Regions from separate parts of the Homo sapiens genome. Here regions 1 and 3 are each linked to region 2. A link is a contact called in ENCODE Hi-C or POLR2A ChIA-PET data. All regions are on one chromosome and are shown on one strand. The core of a region is the stretch at or near the end of the contact, and the rest is flanking DNA. Distances in the headings are between cores, read along the strand shown. Region 1 has its middle 100 kb from the start of KCNMA1. Region 2 overlaps KCNMA1 (potassium calcium-activated channel subfamily M alpha 1). Region 3 overlaps POLR3A (RNA polymerase III subunit A).

Evidence for each region. Hi-C counts contacts between places; a loop is a spot of excess contacts on that map. ChIA-PET counts read pairs that join two places held with the same protein, here RNA polymerase II (POLR2A). Pooled maps may share reads with other maps.
Region 1: a map of endothelial cell of umbilical vein shows a loop between it and region 2 (10-fold over the local background). The contact joins two enhancer-like sites. A Hi-C loop is called at or near these places in 1 of 168 maps with a recorded cell type or tissue (endothelial cell of umbilical vein). POLR2A ChIA-PET finds 5 or more read pairs at or near these places in 3 of 52 experiments (A549, BJ and MCF 10A).
Region 3: a pooled map of heart left ventricle shows a loop between it and region 2 (3-fold over the local background). The contact joins two enhancer-like sites. A Hi-C loop is called at or near these places in 5 of 50 pooled maps.

What each region holds. Positions count from the first base shown.
Region 1 is chr10:77,735,315-77,739,994 of GRCh38, reverse strand. It overlaps the pseudogene RBBP6P1. Among named protein-coding and RNA genes, the nearest start is that of KCNMA1, 100 kb to the right of the region's middle. Within about 2 kb of position 2,259, at least 3 of the 41 ENCODE cell types and tissues checked have a DNase peak (open chromatin) inside an H3K27ac peak, as active enhancers do; they include endothelial cell of umbilical vein, where a contact is called at or near this core.
Region 2 is chr10:77,161,092-77,165,739 of GRCh38, reverse strand. The region is part of intron 5 of KCNMA1 (potassium calcium-activated channel subfamily M alpha 1); the gene reads left to right. Among named protein-coding and RNA genes, the nearest start is that of KCNMA1-AS2, 23 kb to the right of the region's middle. RefSeq lists enhancers at 1,495-1,789, 1,124-2,323. Within about 2 kb of position 1,624, at least 6 of the 41 ENCODE cell types and tissues checked have a DNase peak (open chromatin) inside an H3K27ac peak, as active enhancers do; they include endothelial cell of umbilical vein, where a contact is called at or near this core.
Region 3 is chr10:77,997,185-78,001,730 of GRCh38, reverse strand. POLR3A (RNA polymerase III subunit A) reads left to right here. Exons shown (of 31, transcript NM_007055.4): 18 at 637-755; 19 at 1,613-1,750. Among named protein-coding and RNA genes, the nearest start is that of POLR3A, 30 kb to the left of the region's middle. Within about 2 kb of position 1,375, at least 3 of the 41 ENCODE cell types and tissues checked have a DNase peak (open chromatin) inside an H3K27ac peak, as active enhancers do.

The DNA.
Region 1 (4,680 bases), core at 1,010-3,509, 570 kb before region 2:
AGGCAGCCATGCCACTTCTTAAACACTTTGGTGCTCAGAAATTTCTTCTGCCAGATAACGTAGATCATCACTTTGACATTCAAACTTCCATAGATCCCTAGCGCATGGACACAATACTGCTAAGTTCTCTGCTAAGGCATAACAAAGGTGACATTTGTTCCATTTCCCAATAAGTTTGTCATTTCCATCTGATACCTCATCAGCCTGGACTTCACTGTTCATATCACTATCAGCATTTTGGTCACAAGTATTTAACCAGTCTTTAAAAAGTTCCAAATTTTCTCTCATCTTTCTCTCTTCTTCTGAGCTCTCCAAACTTTTCCAACCTCTGCCCATTACCTAGTTCCAAAGCTGCTTCCACATTTCCAGGTATCTTCATAGCAGTGTCCCACTCCTTGGTACCAATTTTCTGTATTAAGCAATTCTTGTATTTCTATAAAAATACCTGAGACTGGTTAATTTATAAAGAAAAATGGTTTAATTGGCTTATAGTTCTTCAGACTGTACAGGAAGCATAGCACTGGCATCTGCTTCTGGGGAGGTCTCAGGAAGCTTACAATCATGGTGAAAGGTGAAGCAGGAGCATGTGTCTCACATGGTGGGAGTAGAAGCAAGAGAGAGTAGGGGAGGTGCCACACACTTTAAACAACCAGATTTTGCAGAGAAAGCACCAAGCTATGAGGGATCCACCTCCATGACCCAGACACCTCCCACCAGGCCTGACTTCCAACACTGGGGATTTTATTTCAACATGAGATTGGGGTGGGGACAAATATCCAAACTGCATCAACCTCTGATGTAAAAATCCAATAATCAAGCAGCAATATTTTAAGTGCAGCACAGAGTCTTCCATGTCATTATTTACAAGACCTGAATCTCTTTACATAATAACAAAATTGAATACAGACTTAGCCATTAAGTCCATTTAAAAAATCTGTCCTTTTACATGGTGACAGATTTCATTTTTTGTTATCTTTCTCTTTATCTTTTGCTCTTCTTTGACTTCCTTTTCTTATGTCTGTGTTTTTTGGCTTTTTTCCAATTCCCCTGCAGTACCTGCATGTATGGTTTTTTTTTTTTTTTTTTTTAATGTTTCTTGTGCTTTTCCTTTTCCTACTTTTTATTATTCTTCCTGCTATTCTAACTTTCTGCAGAACTGGCCCTGCTGCTATGGCCTCAAGTCTGGCCTCCAGAAGGGCTCTGACTTCTGCTCGGACTCTGGCTCCTCCTATGCCTACCTGGCCAACTGTGTCCAGGCTTTCTTTTGCTTTCTCCTGCTTTCTCCATTATCTTATCTTTCAGGACCTTAGAAGTGTTTCCTGAAGTTTCCTCATCTTTTACAGATACATAACTTCCACTGTCACTTTCATTATAATCTGGCTCAAAAGCAGCTTCATCAGTGTCTCTAGTTAAGTCAGGGGACAGTCGAGAGGAGTGACTTAACTGGGGTTTAGGGTTGGTAGCATTCTTCTCAACTTGCCCAGTAATTTGCTCTTTCTCAATTTGTGTGCCTGGTGGAATAACAATATCAAGTAACTGATTGCCACTTGACTCTTTGTTGTTCTTTGCTTCTAATATATGTGTCTCATGATCTTCACAAAGACTTTTATCTACAAATTTTGCCCCTTACCTTGAGTGTTTAGTATCATAAGTGGCTTTGTGATCATGAGGTCTTTTGGTCTCTTGAGTGACTAGAATTACTTTTTTTTTGGAATCTCCTCTGCCATTTTTAAGAAACTCTCTTTCCTCCATCAGCTTAGTTTTCCGTTCAGATCAGAAGCTATAGTTTATTGTTGTTGTTTTTATTTTTTATTTTTTTCATGCTTTGTACATACTTTTTATTTGTTGAATAAATGAATATTTGTCAATATGTACATAACCACATAGAGCGAGCATTAGATTTAGAGAGCAAAATATTTGGGTTCTAATATGCAAAGCCACTTACCAGCTATGAGGGCTTCAGCAAAGAACTGAATCTGAGCTCAGCTTCCTCAACTGTAAAACTAGGTTATTTGGACCTATGTGGCCTACCACACAGGCTTATTGCAAGGTTCAAATGCAGAAACATATGAAAGTGCTATGAATACAACTTAGAGCAATACAAACATAACAAGTAATAGCAATGGAATTTCAAGCTGAAATTCACACCCTTGGATTGTACCGATGTACTGATGGAGTCAATGAGAAAGTGACAAAATAGCTGATTACTAATGAGAGAGAACATGCCATTCTTCTGAGTGGGAAGGATTCTGCAACATCCTGTAGCTTGTCCCTGCAATTAGTCACTTCCCAAACTTCACAAAGATGTCAGAGACTCACAATCAATAACTCTCTCACAGAAGCACATGGGCCAAATGTCCCACGTTTATTTACATATGAAATGTGTTTCACACAGTTATTATGGATGGAGTGCATAACACCTGACAGCAGCAAGACCTTTTGAGGAACCGAACGTTGACTACAGTAGATCATGCAAGTATCTATAGATACACAAAAGAATTCCTTTTCTTAACAACAAAAAAAAGTACAAAACATGTTCAGGGATAAATGTAAGATATGAAATGCAAAATAAAACACAAAACAAGCCTGGGCATGGTGGCTCACACCTGTAATCCCAGCACTTTGGGAGGCTGAGGTGGGCAGATCACGAGGTCAGGAGATTGAGACCATCCTGGCTAACATGGTGTATCGGGGGACCTGCCCTGATAATCACGTAGGTTCTTTTCTATTTTCCTAAGCGTCAGCTGGCTTGAGAAATAAAGGGACAGAGTACAAAAGAGAGAAATTTTAAAGCTGGGTGTCCGGGGGAGACATCACACGTTGGTAGGATCCGCGATGCCCCACAAGCCACAAAAACCAGCAAGTTTTTATTAGGGATTTTCAAAAGGGGAGGTGTGCGAATAGGTGTGGGTCGCAGACATCAAGTACTTAACAGGGTAATAGAATGTCACAAGGCAAGTGGAGGCAGGGCAAGATCACAGGACCACAGGACCGAGGCGAAATTAAAATTGCTAATGAAGTTTCAGGCACCATTGTCATTGATAACATCTTATCAGGAGACAGGGTTTTGAGATCAACCTGTCTGACCAAAATTTATTAGGCGGGAATTTCCTCTTCCTAATAAGACTGGGAGCACTATGGGAGACTGGAGTTTATTTCACCTCTGCAATCTCGACCATAAGAGACAGGTACGCCCCGGGGGGGCCAGTTCAGAGACCTACCCCTAGGTGCGCATTCTCTTTTCTCAGGGACGTTCCATGCTGAGAAAAAGAATTCAGCGATATTTCTCCCATTTGTTTTTGAAAGAAGAGAAATATGGCTCTGTTCTGCCCGGCTCACCGGCAGTCAGAGTTTAAGGTTATCTCTCTTATTCCCTGAACAATTGCTGTTATCCTGTTCTTTTTTCAGGGTGCCCACATTTCATATTGCTCAAACACACATGCTGTACAATTTGTGTAGTTAACGCAATTATTACAGGGTCCTGAGACGATATACATCCTTCTCAGCTGACAGGATTAAGAGATTAAAGACAAGACAGGCATAGGAAATCACAAGGGTATTGATTGGGGAAGTGATACGTGTCCATGAAATCTTTACAATTTATGTTTAGAGATTGCAGTAAAGACAGGCATTAAGAAATTACAAAAGTATTAATTTGGGGAACTAATAAATGTCCATAAAATCTTCATAATCCATGTTCTTCTGTCATGGCTTCAGCAGGTTCCTCCGTTTGGGTTCCCTGACTTCCCGCAACAATGGTGAAACCCCGTCTCTGCTAAAAATACAAAAAAAAAACTTATCTGGGCGTGGTGGCGGGCGCCTGTAGTCCCAGCTACTCGGGAGGGTGAGGCAGGAGAATGGTGTGAACCCGGCGAGCAGAGCTTGCAGTGAGCCAAGATCACTCCACTGCACTCCAGCCTGGGCGACAGAGCAAGACTCTGTCTCAAAAAAAAAAAAAAAAAAAAAAAAAAGAAAACACGAAACAAAACCAAAAAATAGAACTCTCTCAGAGAACTATAAACGGAAGGGACAGAAGAGTACCTCTGCTGCATTTTAATAAAGCAGAACTACCGACGTTAAATATACTTCTTGAAATGGCTGAACTAAACCCGGGTGGCCCCGCGCTTAAGGTAACGGCCAATTGCAATACACAGGCGGCTGCATTGAGAAGTCAGTGGTTGACGTTGTGCATCCCAACTCTAAGTATCAGAACATTTGGCAGTAGCACCTAGAACAGGCAATGCCAACTCTTTTGACAGCAAAGGGTTAAGTCAACTGATTTTTTTTTCTGTCAAGAGCCAGAGAAATACTTGATATTCTTAGTTGTGTTTCTGTAATAGTTAATAAATTACATGACAAAAACCTGACTATATAAATCTATTGGTCTAACTACGTATTTGTAACTTTTATAGTAGTCCAGCCCTTTCGTTACTTTCCCTCCTTGTGCTTTTAAAGCCAGCCTTGCAGATCTGCCTAGAAAACCAGTCCCATTTTTTTCTTTAGAACAGCCTTCCCCATGCCCCAAAATGGAATTGAGGAAATCAGCATTCCTTATTAGATTCCTGGCTTCAGTTTTTATCCACGGCTGGGAAAGGAGCGACCTGCAAGGCTGCTTTAAACACCCTTCGCATGGCCTGAAGAAAAAGGCACGCCCACACTGGAGTGCAGTTGTCTCACATG
Region 2 (4,648 bases), core at 375-2,874:
GTGAATAGCTAAGAGTTTGAAAAGTAGGTATACGTGTTCGGGCTAAGTATAAATGGAAAACAACTCCCCGCAGAAAACCATTCTAATTGGACTTGCAGGGCAGGTTAAGAGGAGGAAGTCAGCCCGACTCCAGAGTACAGACATTACCTGTTTTCACTAAAATAAAGGACTGTCTTCAATTGTTTGCATTATCATTTTATCTCCGTAGAATATTTTCCTTCGGTCTTTTGACTGAATTGGTTTTGAATTTAAAAGAAATATTGAAATGATCTGTCACTTTACTTTTTGCCTATCAAGCTGTCAGCTTCAAAAAATGAACAAATGTATGGATTCTGAATAGATATGTTTCTCAGACCTAAAAAGAAAGAAAATGTGTTAATAAACTTGCGTCTAGTCATCATATGTGTACTTCAATGTGTCAGAACTGATTTATGAACCAGAAGTACTGTGTTTAAGTGAGGACTTCTCTGCATTCATATTTTAAGTATTATTATTTCATTCTTTCCTCTTGGGGGGCAAGTTAGTATAATATTACCATTGACTACCGTTGGGTGGGTCCCAAAGGTCATTTCTGTGGAGGATAATAGAGCTTTTCATATGAGACACTTTCAGCTGCCTAGCAGAGGCAGCACACTATGACAAGTGGCCAAAAAAAAGTAGTGAATATTTTTATCGTGAGTTTTCATGGCATGAATCAACTCATTCTTCAGAAGTCTGTATTTTTTTCTTTCTATTATGGCATGTCTGTCATTTCCTTTGACTCTCTGGCTGGTCTTCATCTCAGCAAAGTGGAAAAAACATATTTTAGATGGGAAAAAATGGGAAGAAACTGAAAGAGGGAAAATATCCCTAATACAAGGAGAAACACAACTCTAGATTCCCTATTGCCATATGGAACATTTAGGATTTCCCAGGAGGAAACACGTTCAACCAGTTGCTTCTGTTACCTCCGGACTAAGAGGGATCCTGATAGTAGCTGTGGCTGGTGAAGGAACACCTCTATTATCTGGCTCTGGGTGCTGCAGAACCAGGCAGTTAACAGGACAAGAAAACCAAATGATCCATGGGTGCAAATGTGCTTTTGCCAAAGCCACTTCCCTGGGGTCTAGATAGCGAAGAGAAATGGTGGCTTCTAGAGGAGGAAGAGCTAGGAAGTAATCCTGGAGTCCAGTTGTCTTTTCTTAAAGATCATGTTTCAGGATTCCAAAAAAAAAAAAGAAAGATCAATGGCATGTAGGAGGGTGGGGGACAAAGAGGGTGAATTATGAGTTTGTGTCTGTGTTTTAAAATAGCCACCTGCCTTGAAACTGCCATTTAGAAATGTGCATGGAAGGAGAATCTTCCTGATTCTTAGCTCTAATTTATGGCCAATTTATGAAGTCAAGGTCATCTCTCTTCCTGCTGGTGTGTGTTCAACCTGGCCTCCCTTTATGCCAAAGACCTTGAGCAGACCTTGGCTAAAACCCCCAGGTATACTCCCATTCACTGTCAGCAGTGATCCGTGGAATGGATTGGGGCTGGCCGCCTTGCCTTGGGCAGAGTTCATGTGTCACTCAGGAAGATGCATCAGGCTGCTGAGTCAGAGGGAGTCTGCCTTATGTCCACAGAGAGGAGTGAATCAGAAAGCCAGATGAGTCCAGCTCTCAGGACATGACAAATTGCAGAATGCCGAGCTGGGAGGCTTGAGTACATCATATCCTTCTTATTCTACTGATGAGAAAACTGGGGCCTGGGGATGCCCAGGAATTTGCTTACATTTCTTCTCCTAATGAATTAATTCTTTCATTTGTTCAACAGTGATGCCCTGAGTGTCTCCCGTGTGTCAGGCTTTGTTCTAGGTGCTGGGGTTAGAAAGAGGAAGAGTGTCACATGAGGAGAAGACACATGTCACAGGTCATTCTAAAAGGGAAACCCAACTGAGAATGAAGAGTGTCTCAGGGCAGAAAAAGGAAGGAGCAAAGACATCCACCTTGGCACTAGACAATTTGGGTCCTGATTTGACAGTCTTTAGTAATTAGCATAACCATCAGTACATCATGGAAGCTTACCCCATGTACCATTTCTTAGCTCTCCTCACTGTTGTGATTGCAAAGGTGCTTGGAAGGTTACTTGATGAGCCTCTTTCTGCTGCTCCAGACCCAGACTGTGAGTTCCATCAAGGCAGGGATCTTTCTCAGCTCTCTGTTTTATCCCCAGAATGGGACAGAGCACTGCACGCATGGGAGATACTCAGTAAATAGCCACTGAGTGAACAATGGAATGAATGACAAATGATAAGGGTTCCCAAGTTCCATTCTATAGAATAAGGGTCAGCAAAATTCTTCCATAAAGGGCCTGATAGTCAATGTTTTTGGCTTCAGGGGCTGTATGATCTCCACCACCACCATTCAACTCTGCCTCTGTGGCATGAAAGCAGCCATAGGCAATAGGTAAAAGAGTGGACATAGCTGTGTCCCAATAAAATTGTATTCGGGACACTGAAATTTGAATTTCATACAATTTTCATATTCCATAAAATATTCTAATTTTTTTAGCTGTTTTAAAATGTAGGGGGAAAACATTTTTAGCTGGTGTCCTGTGCAAGAACTGGTGGTGGCCAGATTTGTCTCACAGGCTGTAGTTTACCAACCCCTGCTATAGGAGGAAGATTAATAGGGTAAAGATTTTATGAGGTTTTTAATTGATTCATTTATCCATATGTTTGAGCATTTACTTACTCTATGTCAGGCTCTGTAGCAGACACTGGACATACAAACAGAAATATTAGTCACCAATATCAAGATGAAATCATTATCCTTGATGGGTCAGATCTTCCGAGGATGAGTCACGACCGTGTAGGAAATATGAACCCCGCAGTCTGTTTAATTGATGTATGCTATGCACTCTAAAATTAATTGGAGATTTCTAGATAAAACTTTCCAAATGTCACAAGTATCCTTCCAGCATTTCATATTTACAGACTGGAAAATCAATGGAGATGGAATCATTCTCCCACTGTCTCTAAGTTAATTTGCCTGTCTAATGCTTTAACACTTTCTGCTAGTTCTGTCTCATTCTTTACCCATTGGAGAGTACCAGTGGGTTTTCAGATAACTTCCTTAAAGACCAGAAAGAAAGATTTAAAAAAAATTCCAGCTCCTTCCTTTTGGCTCGGGTCTTCCAGGTCTTTATCTTGATGAAAACTGGAGGCAAAGATGTTATCTCTGGATTGTAGTCAGAGAACAACAAAAACCCCCATCTTTTCTTTCCCAGGAAAATATTAATCAAAATAGAAATAAGGTGAGATTAGAACCTTAGAAGGTTTTGCATAATACTTTTCTTGTTTGACTGTTTCTGGCCTGTCTTAATCCAATAATCTATTAAACTCTAGCTAGTACTTTCTTTCTTCATCCCCAGCAAATTTGCAATCCTCCAGAATCCTTTTGGGAATTCCAAGGCAAACGGCCTTAAACAAGAACATAATTGTCTGAGAGATTTTGTTTGCTTATCGGAACTGTTTGGTCCACAGCATTATCTGCATGGGGGCATAATTCCCTTAGCTGCAGTCAGTTTTACAGGTCTTTGCTCATAGGATTACAGTTCTTTTACATAAAAGGATGCTTGGAATGGGGGCCACCAAGAGTGCCAATATTTAGTATCTTTAACTGAGCTCAAAGTAATAACTACTTAACTAGAATCAGTGTGCTTCTTGATATCTAGGAAAAAAAGGCAAAGGAAGGAAAGAACAGGATTTGGGGATGTAATTTGAGATTAATAAATGATTCACTCAATAGATACATATGGATCATAGCACTCTGCTTGTTGTGCATGGTATACTGTGAAATGTAAGACACAATTTCAGCCTAGAGTAGCTTAATCTAGTTATAGATATGGGAATTCCAAATACCTTTTCTACAACAAGAGTTCAAAGTCTTTCATAAGTCAATATAACAAAAGATGAATAAATAGTTAAATAATACTACAGAAGAGTAAACATGAGAAGACATGCATTTAAATGTATGCAGAGCACTTATTGCTTTGGATAGAATTCACATGTTATCCATGCGTTGACTACAAGATACATGCACATCTCTAAACACACTCATAACTGAATTCAGCTTAATAGGATAGTAATTGAATGATGGAACCTAGTGTGCCTGACTTTTCTCAGATGAAATATCTGGCTGGTGCAATGCAGTAACTACTATTAAAACTCCATCAGGCATGGTGGCTCACACCTGTAATCTCAGCAGCTTGGGAGGCCAGGGCAGGAAGATTGCTTGAGCCCAGGGGTTGAAGACCAGCTTGGGCAACATAGTGAGACCCCATCCCTACAAAAAAAAAAAGTAGTTGGGCGTGGTGGCTTATGCCTGTAGTCCTAACTACTTGGGAAGCTGAGGCAGGAGGATCGCTTGAGGCAAAGAGGTTGAGGCTGCTCAGAGCCATAATCATGCCGCTGTACCCCAGCCTGGGTGACAAACACAGAGACCCTGTCTCTTAAACAAAACTCACTAGGATATACCAGTGAGTCCATATGAAGAATCCTACCCATCCTTCTCACCTTGGCCTGAATGAATGAGTACAAGTGTCAGTAAAACAGCTGTTATTTATTTCCTTATCCCACATCTGTCCTTGAAGGCTGTCATGTGGTCAAGGACCATGGAGCCGA
Region 3 (4,546 bases), core at 126-2,625, 840 kb before region 2:
CCAGCAGGTCAGGCAGGTTGAAGCAGAAGAAAGCCAGGGATTTTTTAATGTACTTAATGATGTGGCATAATTCTTCTATTTTGTAGATACCGAGGCCCTCAAAGCATTTGGTTTTATGATAATGCATTCAAATTCAAAACCTCTGTGCTTCTATTTCTGTACACTTTTTTTTTAAACAGGATAAAGTCCAGTCTCTTTAACTTTGCTGCCTTTTACCCCATTGCTCTCCTGCTTCCTACCCTCAGGACATAGCCCACACTTTTCCATTTCTCTGTCTTTGCTTCCTACTTTCCCACCCACTTTGGAATTCCTCCCCCTCTCCCTTTATGTCCAAATCATAATGTCCTCCAGGAGTCCAACCTGGACTTGCTGAAGCCTCCTTGAAGACTCACCTGTCACTTCCCCAGCCTTTCCTCCAACCCACACATGCTCCTGGCTCCTCTCGCCGTCGTTCCGCCTTTCTTGGGTTCCTGACAGCTCCTTGTTGTCTTGATTGTATTTCTGTCTTCTACTGTTCCAGGACCATGACCTCATTGAGCATAAGGGCCTATTCCTGTTTTACCCTTCCAATCTGCATGCACTTCAATTAGTGTTATTTTGGTAAATGAATGTTACATTTCTGGTCCATGTCCCCAGGTTCCTTCATTAACATATCACAGATGATTGCCTGTGTGGGACAGCAGGCCATCAGTGGCTCTCGAGTGCCAGACGGCTTTGAAAACAGGTCCTTGCCTCATTTTGAAAAACACTCAAAGGTAAGCAGTAGCAGATCAGGTAGAACTGTGAAGATCTCTTAATCTACACTTTCCTCCAAGGAACACAGACCTATTCAGATCAAAGACCGTTGGCCAATTTCATGTGGAGTTTTATATATGTATTTTTTGCCATTTTATTAAGATACACTTCAGGCCGGGCACAGTGTCTCATGCCTGAAATTCTAGCACTTTGGGAGGCCAAGGCAAGAGGATTGCTTGAGGCCAGGAGTTCGTCTGGCCAACATAGCGAGACCCCATCTCTACAAATAAATAAACTTTAAATACATATATACTTCATATGTAATTATTACAATTATACTTCATATATAATTTACCCATGTAAGGCACACAGTTCAGTGACTGTTAATCACAGAGCTGTGCAGCCATCACTACAACCTACTTTTAGAACATTTTCAGTGCCCAGAATGAAACCCTGTAGACATTGACAATGCATGGTTATGTTTTGTAGGTGGGCAGGTCTGGCCCACAGGAAGGATATCTTGAAGGTGTCATTTCCCAGGGAATGGGCAGGCAGCCTCCATCCACAGGGTGTCCTCTGAGGTCCTTGACTGCTTGCCTATTTTAAGGAGAGCATCCAGATCTTAGGTTTCCCTCTCTTGGGCCACTTGCCTGCCACTGGCACCAGCACCAGCCCTGGCTGGGCCCTCATTCTCCTTGTCCCTGGTATAAAGTATTTCTCCATAAGGAAAGGGCAAAGAAAGCCTGCCATTTAGTGAGAATATACTGGCCAGGTATTTATAGTCTCAAGGTGGGGCATTTTCTGATTTGAGTGGATTTCAGAATCGTGGGCCTTGAACTTTTTTTGTTTGATTTTTCTTTTTTCTACCTCTCTTTAGCTCCCAGCTGCCAAAGGCTTTGTGGCTAATAGCTTTTATTCCGGTTTGACACCAACTGAGTTTTTCTTCCACACAATGGCCGGCCGGGAAGGTCTAGTCGACACGGCTGTAAAGACAGCTGAAACGGGATACATGCAGGTAACCTGAAGAAATGTAGGCCATTAGCAACAGAGCAGGACAGAGCTCTGTGGGTTTTGACTATTGAGTACACGTTTTGCACATGAGCTGTAATTTATCTAGTCTTGGGTTAAATTTAAAAGGAAAAAATGTAGAAAGGTAGATGCCCTGGAAATGAACAACCAAAAAAAATGTAGTATGTTCCGAATCATCCTATGATGATCAAGACCAGGCCAGAGCCACGCATAGCAAAGCGCTGTTAGAGGAGAACATGGATGGAAGTACATTGTGGGATATGTCATTCAACCTCACTAAGCCTCGCTTTACTAACACGTGACAATGAGGGTTATTGCAAGGCCTCTGCCTCTCTCTTTGCAACTATTTATGTAACTCATTATTAATATCATTCTAATTAACTCTAATGACCTATTCCAGTGCTTGCTGCGGGGCTTGGATGCTTAGAAGGAAAGCATTTCCTCAGAGAGTGTATAGCTCTGAGATAATAGACTCTGGGGCACAGGGCTAAACTAGAGGCTTCTCAGCATTTGTGCTTCTCAAACTTTACCACAAAAGTACCCTAATGGCAGAGGAGTGAAAAATACGTCTTCTTGTGTTCTTCCATAAGACCACAGGCAAAAGATGTCTTTTCAATCCCTGTACTCTCCACTCAATAATTTAACTGTATTTTTTTAATTTTATTATTATTATACTTTTAAGTTTAGGGTACATGTGCACAACGTGCAGGTTTGTTACATATGTATACATGTGCCATGTTGGTGTGCTGTACCCATTAACTCATTTAGCATTAGGTATATCTCCTAATGCTATCCCTCCCCGCTCCCCCTACCCCACAACAGTCCCCGGTGTGTGATGTTCCCCTTCCTGTGTCCATGTGTTCTCATTGTTCAATTTCCACCTATGAGTGAGAACATGCGGCATTTGGTTTTTTGTCTTTGGGATAGTTTGCTGAGAATGATGGTTTCCAGTTTCATCCATGTCCCTACAAAGGACGTGAACTCATCATTTTTTATGGCTGCATAGTATTCCATGGTGTGTATGTGCCACATTTTCTTAATCCAGTCTATCATTGTTGGACACTTAGGTTGGTTCCAAGTCTTTGCTATTGTGAATAGTGCCGCTATAAACATACATGTGCATGTGTCTTTATAGCAGCATGATTTATAATCCTTTGGGTATATACCCAGTAATGGGATTGCTGCATCAAATGGTATTTCTAGTTCTAGATCCCTGAGGAATCGCCACACTGACTTCCACAATGGTTGAACTAGTTTACAGTCCCACCAACAGTGTAAAAGTGTTCCTATTTCTCCACATCCTCTCCAGCTCCTGTTGTTTCCTGACTTTTTAATGATCGCCATTCTAACTGGTGTGAGACGGTATCTCATTGTAGTTTTGATTTCCGTTTCTCTGATGGCCAGTGATGATGAGCATTGTTTCATGTGTCCTTTGGCTGCATAAATGTCTTCTTTTGAGAAGTGTCTGTTCATATCCTTCACCCACTTTTTGATGGGGTTTGTTTTTTTCTTGTAAATTTGTTTGAGTTCATTGTAGATTCTGGATGTTAGCCCTTTGTCAGATGAGTAGGTTGCAAAAATTTTCTCCCATTCTGTAGGTTGCCTGTTCACTCTGATGGTAGTTTCTTTTGCTGTGCAGAAGCTCTTTAGTTTAATTAGATCCCATTTGTCAATTTTGGCTTTTGTTGCCATTGCTTTTGGTGTTTTAGACATGAAGTCCTTGCCCATGCCTATGTCCTGAATGCTATTGCCTAGGTTTTCTTCTATGGTTTTTATGGTTTTAGGTCTAACATTTAAGTCTTTAATCCATCTTGAATTAATTTTTGTATAAGGTATAAGGAAGGGATCCAGTTTCAGCTTTCTACATATGACTACCCAGTTTTCCCAGCACCATTTATTAAATAGGGAATCCTTTCCCCATTGCTTGTTTTTCTCAGGTTTGTCAAAGATCAGATAGTTGTAGATATGCGGCATTATTTCTGAGGGCTCTGTTCTGTTCCACTGGTCTATATCTCTGTTTTGGTACCAGTCTATATCTCTGTTTTGGTTACTGTAGCCTTGTGTAGTTTGAAGTCAGGTAGCGTGATGCCTCCAGGTTTGTTCTTTTGGCTTAGGATTGACTTGGCGATGTGGGCTCTTTTTTGGTTCCATATGAACTTTAAAGTAGTTTTTTCCAATTTGTGAAGAAAGACATTGGTAGCTTGATGGGGATGGCATTGAGTCTATAAATTACCTTGGGCAGTATGGCCATTTTCACGATATTGATTCTTCCTACCCATGAGCATGGAATGTTCTCCATTTGTTTGTATCCTCTTTTATTTCATTGAGCAGTGGTTTTTAGTTCTCCTTGAAGAGGTCCTTCACATCCCTTGTAAGTTGGATTCCTAGGTATTTTATTCTCTTTGAAGCAATTGTGAATGGGAGTTCACTCATGATTTGGCTCTCTGTCTGTTATTGGTGTATAAGAATGCTTGTGATTTTTGCACATTGATTTTGTATCCTGAGACTTTGCTGAAGTTGCTTATCAGCTTGAGGAGATTTTGGGCTGAAACGATTGGGTTTTCTAGCTATACAATCATGTCATCTGCAAACAGGGACAATTTGACTTCCTCTTTTCCTAATTGAATGCCCTTTATTTCCTTCTGCTTGATTGCCCTGGCCAGAACTTCCAACACTATGTTGAATAGGAGTGGTAAGAGAGGGCATCCCTGTCTTGTGCCCGTTTTCAAAGGGAATGCTTCCAGTTTTTGCCCATTCAATATGATATTGGCTGTGGGTTTGT